2 separate regions of the Homo sapiens genome follow, and region 2 is linked to region 1. A link is an interaction called in ENCODE POLR2A ChIA-PET data of the cell type or tissue named here. Cell type or tissue: PC-3. All regions are shown on one strand.

Region 1 (8,000 bases):
GAATACAACTTACAAGGGATGTGAAGGACTTCTTCAAGGAGAAATACGAACCACTGCTCAATGAAATAAAAGAGGACACAAATAAATCGATGAAAATTCCATGCTAATGGATAGGAAGAATCGATATTGTGAAAATGGCCATACTGCCCAAGGTAATTTATAGATTCCATGCCATCCCCATCAAGCTACCTATGACTTTCTTCACAGAATTGGAAAAAACTACTTTAAAGTTCAGATGGAACCAAAAAAGCACCCGCATAGCCAAGACAATCTTAAGCAAAAAGAACAAAGCTGGAGGCATCATGCTACCTGACTTCAAACTATACTACAGCATGGTACTGGTACCAAAATAGATATATAGACCAAAGGAAAAGAACAGAGGCCTCAGAAATAACACTACACATCTACAACCATCTGATCTTTGACAAACCTGACAAAAACAAAAAATGGGGAAAGGATTCCCTATTTAATAAATAGTGCTGGGAAAACAGGCTAGCCATATGCAGAAAGCTGAAACTTGATCCCTTCCTTACACCTTATACAAAAATTAATTCAAGATGGATTAAAGACTTAAATGTAAGATCTAAAGTCACAAAAACCTTAGAAGAAAACCTAGGCAATACCATTCAGGACATAGGCATGGGCAAAGACTTCATGACTAAAACACCAAAAACAATGACAACAAAAGCCAAAATTGACAAATGGGATCTAATTAAACTAAAGAGCTTCTGCACAGCAAAATAAACTACCAACAGGGTGAACAGGCAACCTACAGAATGGGAGAAAATTTTTGCAATGTATCCATCTGACAAAGGGCTAATATCCAGAATCTACAAAGAACTTAAACAAATTTACAAGAAAAAAACAAATAACCCCATCAAAAAGTGGGCAAAGGATACAAACAGACACTTCTCAAAAGAAGACATTTATGCAGCCAACAGACACATGAAAAAATGCTCATCATCACTGGTCATCAGAGAAATGCAAATCAAAACCACAATGAAATACCATCTCATGCCAGTTAGAATGGTGATCATTAAAAAGTCAGGAAACAACAGATGCTGGAAAAGATGTGGACAAATAGGGATGCTTTTACACTGTTGGTGGGAGTGTAAATTAGTTCAACCATTGTGGAAGACTGTGTGGTCATTCCTCAGGGATCTAGAACTAGAAATACCATTTGACCCTGCAATCCCATTACTGGGTATATAGCCAAAGGATTATAAATCATGCTGCTATAAAGATACATGCACACGTATGTTTACTGCAGCACTATTCACAATAGCAAAGACTTGGAACCAACCCAAATGTCCATCAATGATAGACTGGATTAAGAAAATATGACACATATACATGATGGAATACTATGTAGCCATGAAAAAGGATGAGTTCATGTCCTTTGCAGGGACATGGATTAAGATACACCATGGAATACTTTTTTATGCAGCCATAAAAAAGGATGAGTTCATGTCCTTTGCAGGGACATGGATTAAGCTGGAAACCATCATTCTCAGCAAACTATCACAAGGACAGAAAACCAAACACCGCATGTTCTCACTCATAGGTGGGAATTGAACAATGAGAACACTTGGACACAGGGTGGGAACATCACACATTGGGGCCTGTCGGGGGTAGGGGGGATGGGGGAGGGATAGCATTAGGAGAAATACCTAATGTAAATGACAAGTCGATGGGTGCAGCAAACCAACATGGCACACGTATACCTATGTAATAAACCTGTACATTGTGCACATGTACCCTGGTACTTAAATATAATAAGAAAAATAATACAAATAAATAAATAAAAAGAGAGTATTAATATAAGTGTGTATGTTCTTACTAGTAAAGTTTTTTTAAAAAATTGACACTTATTTTCTGTAAACATAAAACTCAGGTAGCAGTAACTATTTTTCACAAAATAATCTGACAAAATTATTCTTATGAACAAGAATCATGGGTGCCAAGATGGCCTACAGGAAGTATCTCCTGTGTGCTGAAAAGAGCTAATGATACTGAATCTACAGGCCAATCATCTGAGAAAACACATTGGGATTCATCAAGGCAGCAGGGGAAGACAGAGTGCAGATAGAAATGAGGCTGGACCCCAACCTGTCCAGGCTCAGGGTAGAGCCAGGAGAACCTCTCCAACACCGGAAAGGGTGAGTGGCTGAGTAAGAGTGCCTGGGAGATTCACACTTTCCACAGGGACCTGTGCTGGACTGGGGATGAGAAAATCACTGCAGTTCTAGACTGAGGCAGGAAGATGCCAGATATTTTTTGGCAGCAACTCTCGAGTCCAAGGGGACCTCTATAATCCCTGGGTCCTGGAGCCAACCGGCATGGTTGCCACATCCCCAGTAGAGGTTGCTGTTGTGGTGCCTGGGAACGGTAGGATTGCTCCAACCCACCTTGTCAGAGAGGACTTGGCTCCAGCAGTCCCACCTGGGCCCAAATTTGGCCTGCCATGTTGCCCACCCTCACCATGGGTAGCTAGGTGAGCAACATCTGCTAGAGCCTCCAGCCCAGCAGTCTTATTTTGTGTGTACTCAGCTGGAGGGTGTAGCCTCCTGATCTTCTGAGAAACACCCTGACAGCAGGGCAAGTGACTGCACCCCAACTGCTCCCCACCCTCCAAGCCATGGATAGCCAGGAGGGCAATATTTGCTACAACTTCCCACCCAGTGGCCCACTTAGCCAAGGAACACAGCTTCCATTTGGGCCAGTCTTGATTCTGTGGGATCTCAGCTGATGGACACAGCCTTCTGTTGTCCCAGGAAGCATCTGGACTACAGGGTGAACATCCCCACCCACCCCTGACACTGGTAGCCAAAGGAGCCATGCCTGCTAGACTTTCTGGCTCAGAGGTCCTTCTTCTGCCTAAATTTGCTGAGGAATGCAGCCTCCTGTTGCCATGGAAACACATGGATGGTACGATGGGCAACCCTACCCATTCCTGCCTCCTGTAGCCAGAAGGGCCACACCCACTAGAGCTTCCAATCCAGTGTCCCACTTCCACTTGAACTCTGTGGACAGGTGCAATCCCATGTTTTCCCAGGAGGCACACAAACATCAGATTAGGGTTGACTTCTTAAGGATATGGCTTATCTGCCAACTGTGGCCCCTGCCTGAGGGAGACCTGTGGACCAGAACGCTCAACAAAAGAAACACAAGCATGGAGAGAATAATTGAAGGGGGCTCCTCCAAGACTCAGGAGATGACTAGAACCAAAGCCAGTCAACTGAATACATGTTATAACATAATCAAACCACCAAGGGTATCAAAGAAGAAAAAAGCAAAAAAAAAAAAAAAAAAAAAAAAAAAGAAAAAGAAAAAAGAAAAATCCATCTGCAGGACAGAAACTTCAAATATTAAAGGATAATCAGCCCACACAAATAAGAAAGAATCAGCAGAAGAACTCTTCTGATTCAACTCAAATATCCAGAGTGCCTTATTTTATCCAGACAACCACATTAGTTCCCCAGCAAAGTTTCTTAACCAGGATGAAATAACAGAAATAGAATTCAGAATATGGATAGCGATGAAGATCATCGAGATTCATGAGAACATTGAAACACAATTCAAGGAAGCTAAAACACAGTAAAACAACACAGGAGCTGATAGATGAAATAATCATTATAAAAAAGACAAAATGAGCTGATAAAGTTGAAATTCATACTACAAGAATTGCATAATGCAAATCACAAATATTAACAGCAAAATAGAACAAGCTGAGAAAAGAATCTCAGAGCTTGAAAACTGGCTCCTGAATTAATCTAGTCAGACAAAAATAAATAAAAATGAATTAAAAAGAACAAACAAAAATCCCCTGGAAATATGGGATTGTGTAAAGAGACCAAATCTATGACTCACTGGCATCCGTAAAACAGACAGGGAGAAAGCAAACAACCTGGAAGACAAGTTTCAGGATATCATCCATGAAAACTTCCTTGACCTCACTGGAGAGGCCAACATTTAAATTCAGTAAATGCAGAACACCCCTGTGAAATAATACACAAAATAGACCATTCCCAATACACATAATAATCAGATTCTCCAAGTTCAAAATGAAATTTAAAAATGTTAAAGGCAGCTAGAGGTAAGGGACAGGTCACCTACAAAGGGATCCCCATCAGACTAACAGTGTCCCTTTCAGTAGAAACCCTGCAAGCCACAAGAGACTGGGGCCTATATTCAACATTCTTAAAGAAAAGAATTTCCAACCAAAAATTTAATGTCCAGCCAAACTAAGCTTATAAGTGAAGGAGAAATAAACATCCTTTTCAGACAAGCTAATGCTAAGGGAATTTATTACCACCAGACCTGCCTAAATGAGGTCCTGAAAGGAGCACTAAACATGGAAAGAAAAGAGCATTACCAACCATTACAAAACATACTTAAGTACACAGAGTATAGATAATAATACAAAGCAACCACACAAACCAGTCTTTATAATAACCAGTTAACAACATGATGACAGGATCAAATCTGCACCTATCAATACTAATCTTGACTGTAAATCAGCTAAATGCCCCAATTAAAAGGCACAGAGTGGCAAGCGGGATAAAGAACAAGACCCAATGGTATGCTGTCTACAAAAGACCCATCTCACATGCAATGACATCCAGAAGCTCAAAATAAAGTAATGGAGAAAAATCTACCAAGCAAATGAAAGACAAAAGCAGGTGTTGAAATCCTAATTTTAGACAAAGTAGACTTTAAACCAACAAAGATAAAAAGAGATAAATAAGGACATCATATCACGGTAAAAGATTCAATTCAACAAGAATACATATCTATGCTAAATCTATATGCATCAAATAGAGGAGCACCCAGATTCATGGAGCAAGTTCTTAGACACTTACAAAGAGACTTAGATTCCCAAACAATAAAAGTGGGAGACTTCAACACACCACTGACACTGTTAGACAGATTATTGAGGCAGAAAATTAACAGATATTCAGGACCTGAACCAACACCTGATGACATGCATCTAATAGGCATCTATAGAACTCTCCAGCTAAAAACAATGGAATTGACATTCTTCTCATTGCCACATGGCATATACAGCAAAAATGAGCACATAATTAGACAAACAATCGTTAGCAAATTCAAAATGGCTGAAATCATACCAACCATACTCTTGGACCACAGTGAAATGAAAATAGAAATGAATACTCAGAAAATCACTTAAAACAATACAATCACATGGAAATTAAACAACCTGATCTTGGATGACTTTTGGGTGAACAATGAAATTAAGACAGAAATCAAGAAATTATTTGAAACTAATGAAAACATAGGTACAATATGCCAGCATCTCTAGGACACAGCTAAGGCAATGTTAAGAGAGAAATTTATAGCACTAAGCATCAAAAATGTAGAAAGGTCTCAAATTAACAACCTAACACCACAAGTAGAAGAACTAGAGAAGGAAGTAGAAACCAACCTCAAAGCTATCAGAAGATGAGAAACAACTGAAATCAGAGGTGAACTGAAGGAAACTGAGACAAGAAAAACTATACAAAAGATAAACAAATCCAGGAGCTGGCTATGTGAAAAAATTAATAAGATAGATTGCTAGCTAGACAGATAAAAAAGAGAATATTCAAATAAACATAATTGTAAATGACAAATGGGATGTTGCCCCTGAACCCACAGAAATACAAAAAGAAAAAACATCAGAGACTGCTATGAACACTTCTGTGCAGACAATCTAGAAAACCTAAAATATATGAATACATTCCTGAAACATACAACCTCCTAAGTCTGAAAGAGGAAGAAATTGGATTTGTGAACAGACAAATAACGAATTCTATAATTGAATCAGTAATGAAAATCCTACCAAGCAAACATCACCCAGGACCAGATGGATTCACAGCTGAATTTTACCAGATGTATAAAGAAAAGCTAGTGCCATAACTACTGAAAATATTATAAAAATTGAGCATAGACTTCTCTTCAACTCATTCTATGAGGCCAGCCTCATCCTGACACCAAAACCTGGCAGAGACACAAGAAAAAAAGAAAACTTCAGGCAAATATTATTGATGAACACAGAGGCAAAAATTATCAAAAAGAAAAATACTGACAAACTAAATCCAGCAACACCTCAAAAAGCTAATCCACCATGATGAAGTAAGTAGGGTTTATTCCTGTAATGCAAGTTTGGTTCAACATATGCAAATCAATAAATGTGATTCATCACACAAACAGAACTAAAAACAAAAGCCACATAATTATCTCAATTGATGCAGAAAAAGCTGTTGATAAAATTCAACATCCTTTCATGTTAAAAACCTTCAAAAAACTAGATATTGAAGGAAAAATCTTCAAAATAATAAGAGCCATCTATGACAAATCCACAGTCAACATCATGCTGAATGTATGAAAGCTAGAAACATTCCCTTGGAAACCAGCACAAAATAGGTATGCCCTCTCTCTCCACACCTATTCAGCATAATATTGGAAGTCTCGGACAGAGCAATCAAGCAAGAGAAAGAGAAAGAATTCAAAGGGATCCAAATAGGAAGAGTGGAGGTCAAATTATCCCTGTCTGCAGGGGTCATGATTCTATATCTAGGAAACCCCATAGTCTCAGCCCAATAGCCCCTTGATCTGATAAACAACCTCAGGAAAGTTTCAGGATACAAAATCAAGGTACAAAAATCAGTAGCATTCCTACACACCAACAACATCCAAACTGAGAGCCAAATTAGGAATGCAATCCCATTCACAATTTCTGCACACACAAAAAAACACTTAGAAATACAGCTAACCATGGAGGTGAAGGAGCTGTAAAACAAGAATTACAAAACACTGCACGAAGAAATCAGGAATGACACAAACAAATGGAAAAATATTCCATGCTCATGGATAGTAACAATCAATATTGTCTAAATGGCCGTGCTGGCCAAAGGAATTTACAGATCAAATGCTATTCCTATCAAACAACCAATGGCATTCTTCACAGAATTAGAAAAAACTATTTAAAAATTCATATGGAACCAAAATGAGCCCAAATAGTAAAGGCAATTCTAAGCAAAAAGAACAAAGCTAGAGGCAGCACGTTACCTGACTTCAAACTATATTACAGGGCTACAGTAACCAAAAGTGTATGGTACTGGTACAAAATGAACACATGGATTAATGCAACAGAATAGAGAGTCCAGAAATAATGTTGCACACCTACAACTGTACAATCTGCCACAAAATTGACAAAAATAAGCAATGGAGAAAGGACTCCCCATTCAATAAATGGTCCTGGGGTAAATGACTAGCCATAGGCAGAAGACCAAAACCAGAGCTCTACCTTATCCCATGTACAAAAATCACCTCAAAGTGGATTAAAAGACTTATATGTAAAACTTGAACCATAAATCTGGAAGATAACCTATGAAATACCATTCTAGACATAGGACTTGGCAAAGATTTCATGATGAAGACATCCAAAACAATTGCAACAAAACCAAAAATTGACAAACGAGATCTAATTAAACTAAAGAGCTGCTGCACAGCAAAAGAAACTATCAACAGAGTAAATAAACAACCTACAGAATGGAAGAAAATATTTGCAAACTATGCATTCCCCAAAGGTCTAATCTCCAGAATCTTTAAGAAACTTAAAAACAAATTTACAAGCAGAAAGCCAACAATCCCTTTTAGAAGTGGGTAAAGGGCATGAACAACACTTTTCAAAGGAAGACACACAAACAATCAACAAGCATATAAAAAACTGTTTGGAGTTACTAATCATTAGAGAAATGCAAATCAAAACCACAATGGGATACCATCTGACACCAGTCAAAATGGTTATTAATAAAAAAGTCAAAATATGACAGATACTGATGAGAAAAAGAAATGCTTATATACTGCTAGTGGGAATATAAATTACTTCAGTGATTTTGAAAAACAGTGCAGTGGTTCCTTAAATAACTTAAAACAGAATTACCATTTGAGCCAGCAATCCTATTATTGGGTATATAACCAAAGGAATATAAATT
Region 2 (8,000 bases), 110 kb after region 1:
AATAAGCATCTAGTCATATATGGATAGATTATGGTATAAACACTAAGGAACATTATAAGCAATAAGGATAGTACGAACATTTAAAACAACCTCCAAGATTATTTTTGAGTGAAAAATGGTTTTCAGAATAGTGTGTATGAGTATGCTGACAGCTGTAAAATGGCAAAATAATGCACAACATTAAGTCTGTATATATGTAGATTATCCCTGGAAAAAATACTTTTAATTGCAAAAACCACAATAACTTTTGCACCAACCGAATAGCATAGAATTGGTAAAATGGGTTGCCTCTTTGAAAGGGTATGGGAGACTGAAGGATAAGGTTTAGAGTACAGTTTTTACTTCATTTTGTAACTTTTATATTTTTATTATGTGCATGCATTTTATATTGAAATAAATTATTGTTTTTAAATGATATGAACTAGAAATAGATTTTATAAAATAATGGTCTTAAACTTCTTCAAGAAACTATAGCTAACTAATGTTTTCTAGACTGTATGACTATAGGGATAGTAAATTATTTGATGATTAATGTATTTCTGAAATTCTTGATGTTGTCAATGTTGTTTCATTTACTTTTTATGTATGTGCTGCATTATTTATTTACTCAACAAATAAATATTTGAGTGTTTGCAAGATGTTCTGCAACTTTAGGTTCTGTGAGAAATTCATACATGAATAAAATAAGATCCCTAGTCCCAGGACTTTATAATCTAGCAGGGGACATTAGAGCAGCAGCAACTAACTATAATCAAGAAAATATGTGGTCAGAAACATAAATGAAGCGTGAGAGGTTTGTAGGCTTTTACAGAAATTTCTATCTCCTTTCTCGTGTTTTAGACCCAGGAAGGAGAATACATTGAATCTGACGCTAAAGTATAGACGAAATATCAAAAATTTATGTGCATTAAAAAGGCATTTCGAACAGATGGCATGAGTCAAGCCACAGGTCTGTGGAAAACTGTCAGACATTCCTGGGAAGATGGCACATGGGCTTTCTGGCTAGAAGGCAGAGTTCTTGTAGATGTTCTTGTAGTGAAAAGCAGGAATAATGGCAAGTAAGAATTTTTTAGTAATGACTTGCGAGGTTCCTTGAAAGAAAGAAATTTTGTTTAATGTAAAGAAATAATGAGCAATACAAGATTTCCGAGCACAGTCATGGAACAGTCAGAACTGTGAATCAGCAATATTATTGTGACAGTGGTATTGAAGAGGCTTAGAGTGAGATCAGTTTTGGTTGCCTTGAATTTTGTTGTTGTTGCTGTTGTTGTTATATATGACTTGTAACTGGAGCAATCATATGAACATATGAAAGTGTAACTAAGTATTGTTGAGTTATTCTAGCTGAAGATTTTGGAATAGATATGATTTTCAGAAAAGGGGGGGAAGGGGAAAAGAGCATTTTGCAATCAGTCAATCATTTATTTGTTAAGTAAGTGAATAATGCAGCAAGTACATAGAAAGAAAAAAGGTAGGGACCAACGAATCATGTTTGTGAAACATAATTTGAGGGACAAAATGAGTCATAAAAGCCTCTGGGGGAAATATGAGGAAGAACCTGAAATCTTACAGCATTAAAGTGAGGTGAGGAATTCACAAAGAAACACTCACACGTCATAATGAATTAACATCTTGTTGTCTGTGGTACAATTTTAATTTAAAATTAAATGTGGATATGAGCAATATGAACAAAAACTTATATTTCTGAAAAAATACCACAGTTTTAGCAATAGGAAAACTTCTATTAGGTTAATTATTACTATTTTGTAAATGATCAGTTTCCTATATTACACTGGAAAATATCTAACATCAATTCAATTTTATGTTGAAAATTATTTCAGCACAAAGTTTTCAATGTATAAACACATCTCTCTTTAGGGATTCACGTAGCCAAATGCATTTTTTTAAAAATTTCAAATGTAAGACTACATGGTAGTCCCAAAAACTTCCTTGCAGAGCTGATTTTTCTATTTCATAATTCAAAATACAAATATAAATTACTTGAATAGTTTATCAATCATATTATGAGAGAAATAAAATAAAGAATTATCAATTGTTAGGTAATTTTAGAGCTTCTTTTAACAGTAAAGGGAAAAAAGGAAAAGATTAAAAAGAATCCCTCAGCAGCCTTCATTAACATTCAAATAGATTACAGTTGAACTTCCAATGAATTTCATACATTCATTTGCATGTCAAGTTTTCACAGCATAACTTCTTTTTTAACAAAAGATAAGCTGTGCTTCAACCTCTATTACTGTTATCAGCGTGTCCTATCACAGTGCCAACGCTTTTCTCTCAAGGCAAAATGCCACTGTACTCTAGTTTTTTTTAGAAATTATTTCCTGTCCAATCAGCTTTGCAATCAGTCTAAATTCCTACTATGTGAAAGAAAATCTGGTAGGCATTTATTTAGGAAAGGAGAATGTAGAGAGCATCTTTTAATGTGAAACATTATGATGGGTGTTGGAAATACCATGCTATAGAAAGCAGACATAGTTCCTGCTTTCTATTAGAATTAAATTAGAGTGTTTTTTGGTAGACAGACACTTCGCAAATAACTCCTGACAAACTAAGGACTATGAGAATTAAGAATGCTAGCAAGGGGTTGAGGAATACTAAGATAAGACCCATTCCTGAACTCAACCGTAACATCAATTGTTGGAAATAAGTTTAGAAGAAGAATTGTTTATATAAATGTTAGTGTCATTTAGAGAGGTAGAAAATACATGAGAAGACATTTGTGGTGGAGGATGTTTTAGGAAAAATTATCCCAGTAGCCTCCCAAGTATAGCATTAAGCAAGCTATTTTAGACATTATGAAAAATAAATGTTCATGGACCATTTAGATTAAGATACTAATGTTACATCCTTGTTTAATTCATTCATGACACACAAAGCCAGACAAGAAGAAAAAGATGGGGTGAGATAACTTTATGATAGGGTACAAGAGGAGGGAAGGATTATGCTACCAGAATCCTGTGTTTTCCAATGTTCATAAGTCCTAACTTTATGATAGGGTACAAGAGGAGAGAAGGACTATGGAATCCTGTGTTTTGCAATGTTCATCAGTCCTATATCTCTGAGATACACCAATCTCCACTGGTGGGGTAACTATAAGGAGAAAACTGAGGTTAAACTAAGGAATTCAGCAGTCAAATTATGCCTGGAACCAACCAATACAGTATTGATCAAGTATGTCGACCATGGCTGTTACTTGCTTACCAATGAGCTTGATGAATAGCTCTAAGTCTCATATTAGTTTCTAGTAGAGCACGGGGACAAAATAGGACTATCATGTCATCAAACAGTGGCCAATTTGGGAATGACATAGCTGTTTCTCTGGAGTTGGCATGATCCCGAACTCACAATTGGGCCTTTTCATCCTTTCTGTCTACAAGTAACACTTGCATTTGCCCTACCTATGTTTTTTCAATCACATATTGCATTCCGCTATGGATTTTTAACATGTCTTAGAGATTACTAAGCTGCTATTCATACCTACTGTATGTCTCATAAGATGCTTACTTGCTTACTCTCTCTCTAATTAACATGTCTTATAAATTTGCCTACATCTCAGACTACTCATGTGTTTATTCTCTATAGTTAGCCATTCTTATGAGTTTTATTTATAGTATTTGTTTTTCTTTTCTTTAAAAATATAGTATTTTTACAGAAATAGAACAAAAATCTGGACAGCGGGAAAAGAATATTGGGTTGATTTGGGATGTTTCATTTTGAGGTATCCATGTGAAAATTCAGAGAAGGCAGCTGGGTTTATGAGTAGTTTAAGAGGAAGACATAAATAAGGAGGTTTGCTTGGGGGAAAAAATTGGAGACACGAGGATTATTATGAAGTCCCAGGAAGAGAATGTAGAGAGAGAGATAAAGTAGCCTATGGCCAATTCCTGATGAACCTCAAGTTTTATTGCCAAATAAAAGATAAGCAATGGCTAAAGAATCAGAAAGAAAGTCAGGAATTTAGTTCTATAAAGACTAGCAGAAGAAACAGAAAATGTGATCAACCTCCACACGAGGAAAGTGGTCACTTCTGGCAAATGAGTAAACAATGGGTAATGACGAGGCTCCAACATTGTCCATTAGTTTCGTTGTCATGGCATTCATGTTTATGCCTGGGTAAAGCTCTCCAGCATAATGGCAAGGGAACGGAGACACAGTGAAGATTCCTGATCAATAAATGTGTGGTGACAAAGTGGAAACAGCAGCTACTCTAGACGACTCTTGCAAAAAGTTGAAAATAGAAGAAATACCTGGAGGAGTATGTGGGATTAATAGAAAATTTTTTTTTTTCACATGAGAGAATAAGGAAGGATTAGATAATGTGAAGGCAAGAGATGGGAAAACAGAAGACAGATGGCAGAGGTGGCTTTTGTACTAGATGGACAAAATGTTACTCCATTGGCATAGGGAGTCAGAAAGAAAGGACAGGGCTGATGTGCTTCAGTTTTTACATTTGCTGATTGAAAGTTGAGAAAATTACAATCTGATGATTTATGTTTTCTCTGAAGTAGAATGCCAATTTTAAAAATGTATGCCTATGAGTGTGTTTAATGGTGTTGAGGATCCCGTCAGGTTAGGAACCATAATTTAGGTCTTACCAATTATCCCAATTGTGTGAATTTATTTTTTTAATTGAGCAATCTTATTAGGTGCAAGCATAGAGTAGACTAGTGGCTTGTCTAGAATGGGAATATAGGCAGATGACATGAAGACAGATGAATGATAATTTAAATTATCCTCAATAGAGTGGTTGAAATGATAGACTTTGGAATCTAAGTTAGAAAGAAAATGAAGAAAAATGGGCTGATATTCAGAAAAACTTTGTAGGTTAATTGGCTGGTGGTCTTAAACATTTCAAACCCAAAATAGTTCCAGACGACGACAAATTTCAGAAAGGGACTATAAATAGACACTGAATTGAGTGAAGTAGACATTAGAAATTAGGATGATTTGAAATTGAGAAGTCAGCATGCTGGGAGTCATACAGGTGAACAGAGAATTCATGCAGAATACAGTGTGCATTATACTGGAGGTGAATTTCTAAATGTGAGAACCTTGAATTCTTTAGAATTACCTATTAGGTCATGATGTAACATGCTTTTAAAATGTTTCTCCTTTTTATGTGCTAATACTGTGTTGTGCTTTTTAACATTAATTTCATAGGGGTTATTTGTTGGATATTGTATATAATTGGTGCATAATTTATTTTTCTTTTGGGATTTCTAGTATTAGATTTATATTGGCTTTGTAAAACGGTTCAGAAAGGTTTTTTCCTCTCTTCTAGACATTTCACATAAAAATGGTCTTATTTCTTCCTTAAATGATTGACAATTGAAACTGTACGGGCCTAGAGTTTTATTTGTAAGATTTTTTTGTTTTTGTTTTTGAGACGGAGTCTTGCTCTGTTGCCCAGGCTGGAGTGCAGTGGCGCAATCTCAGCTCACTGCAAGCTCTGCCTCCTGGGTTCACGCCATTCTCCTGCCTCAGCCTCCCGAGTAGCTGGGACTACAGGCGCCCGCCACCGCGCCTGGCTAATTTTTTTGTATTTTTAATAGAGACGGGGTTTCACCGTGTTAGCCAGGATGGTCTCGATTTCCTGACCTCATGATCCACCCGCCTCGGCCTTCCAAAGTGCTGGGATTACAGGTATGAGCCACTGCGCCTGGCCTATTTGTAAGATTTTTTAAAAAATCAAATTACAAATATTTATAGGCTATTCTGATTGTTCCATCTTCTGTCTGCTGTGGTAAGTTATGTTTTTGAACAATGTTTGCTCATTTCTCTAGCTTGTCCAATTTGTTATTATAAAGTTGTTCATTATTACCTTTTTCAGGTCTGTTGGATCTTTGGTAATAATCTCCTTTCATATCTAACATTTATAATTTTGTCTCTCAATTAATCTAGCTAGGGTTTTAATTTTTTCATCTTTTCAAATAATCTGCTTATTTTTAAATTTCTATTGCTTGTTTGATATTTTTTCATCCCTGTTCATTATTAGTATGTCCTTTGTTCTATTTAGTTTGGGTTTATTTTTCTCTCCTTTTTGAGCTTCTTAAGAAGAAACTTAAGGTTATTTATTTTAGAATTTCTATTCTAATCTAAGCTTGTAAAGTGACTAATTTCCTAATAAATACAGTTTTATCTGAATTCAACAATATTCAATATGTTGTAGTTATATTTTCATTCTGTTTGTAACATTTTCTAGTTTCTCTCGTTGTATCTCCTCAGGAAAAATTGATTATCTAAATATTTAAATTTCCAAATATGTGTGTTTTTTGAATTTCAAGAAATATTAGAAGTATTCCAATATTTCCAAATAATTTCAAATATTTTTCCAAATACTTAAACTTCTAAATATTTTTGTGATTTTCTTGTGAGAACACATTCTTTAATATTTCAACCGTGTTAAATACTTTAATTCTTATATACAATGAAAATATGAAAAGAACATGTATTCTACTTTTAGGGGATGCAGTGTTCCATAAATATCAATCAGGTGAAGGTGGTGGATAATGTTTGTTTAGATTAACAGTCTTTTTAGATCAAATTATTTTTTTGTCTAGCTTTTCTATCAGTTACTGAGACAGTGGTGCTAAAGTTTCCAAATATGACTTTGGAAATGTCAGCTTGTTTCTTTAATGCTGTTAATTTTTACTCTGTGTATTTTGAAGTAGTTTGTTAATGGAAACCCATTTCTGATTGTTATGTCTTTTTGATGAATTCATTCTTTTATCATTTCATTATGAAATGTCCTTCTTTATCTTGGCTGATATACTTTTCAGTGTCATAGTCTGTTTTGTGTTATGTATGTAATCACTTCAGCCTTCTTATGCTTAAGGATTGCACAATACATCTTTCCTATCCATTTTCTTTTAACCTGTTAGTCTCTTCGTATTTAAAATGTATCTCCTGTAGTCATTAAGTAGTTGGCTATTACATTCCATCCGTTTTGACAATCTCTGTTTTCTGGTTCATTAACATTAAATGTTAACCGTTGACATAATTTAACTTAATTCTACCATTTTATTCTTTGCTTTCTTTGTCCTCCCAGTTCTTGATTTGTTTTCCCCTTTTTTGTCTTTAAAAATTTGAATATATATTGGCATTCTAATTTACCTATCAGATGCTTATCTATACCCCTTTGTGTTATGTTTTAGTTCTCACTCTAGCAATGAAAGTATATACTTCTAACATTGCCCACTATTTTCTTAGAGTTAATAATTTTCTCATTTTACAAACAATGTAGGAGTTTTACAATGTGATTTTATAAGTAATTTTACTCTTCTCTGGCTTTTATGACATAGTTGATGTATATACGTTTTTAGTTTACATATTTTTTATATAGTTTATATAATTTATAGTTGACATATATATGTTAGACCCCACAAGACAATGTCATAATTTGTTCTTAAACAACCCTTTATATATGAAGGACATTAAAAATAAATAGTCCATTGTATTTACACACATACCTACCTTGCCCAGTTGCCTTCATTCCTCCTGAAATTCTGGGCTTCCCTCTGGTATCATCTTTCCTCAGGCTGCATATTTTGGCTTACTATTATGGTACAAACCTGCTGGCATCAAATTTTCTTAGTTTTGTTTTGCTTACAAAGATCTTTATTTTCCTTCAATCTAAGAATATTTATGCCAGCTAGAGACTATGGGTCAACGACACTATTTTGTCTTTTGGTTCTTGTAGATATTATCACATTGTCTTCTGATTTCCAAAATATCTTTTAAGAAATCAGCAGTCACTTAAATCTTTGCCCTTATGAAAACTGGAAACCTAACAGGGTGTAAGAAGAATAAATTAAGATAAAGAATTCACATTAAGTTTATGCTTGTCGGTCTCATTAAGACACTGTCTTTAGTTGCACTATAGCATTATTTTAAAAACTAGTTTTAAATAAGTTATAAAGTCAGTATCCTCTAGTTAAAATGCCTGGTGAGTGCATGCAAGTTTTGAGTGAACTCAGTCC

What was found. Peaks named below come from ENCODE experiments on the same cell type or tissue, not always from the same donor. Only the 100,000 strongest peaks of a DNase experiment are listed, where the experiment ranks them.
Region 2: POLR2A ChIA-PET joins it to region 1 with 26 read pairs; 2 of 35 experiments call an interaction of 5 or more read pairs at or near these places.

What each region holds. Positions count from the first base shown.
Region 1 is chr5:12,129,849-12,137,848 of GRCh38, forward strand. No RefSeq gene overlaps it. Among named protein-coding and RNA genes, the nearest start is that of CTNND2, 230 kb to the left of the region's middle. In PC-3, no CTCF peak of the experiment used is centred here; no DNase peak of the experiment used is centred here.
Region 2 is chr5:12,242,169-12,250,168 of GRCh38, forward strand. No RefSeq gene overlaps it. Among named protein-coding and RNA genes, the nearest start is that of LINC01194, 330 kb to the right of the region's middle. In PC-3, no CTCF peak of the experiment used is centred here; DNase peaks (open chromatin) are centred at 1,093, 1,473, 3,403 and 4,053; H3K4me3 peaks cover 1,908 bases; H3K27ac peaks cover 4,582 bases.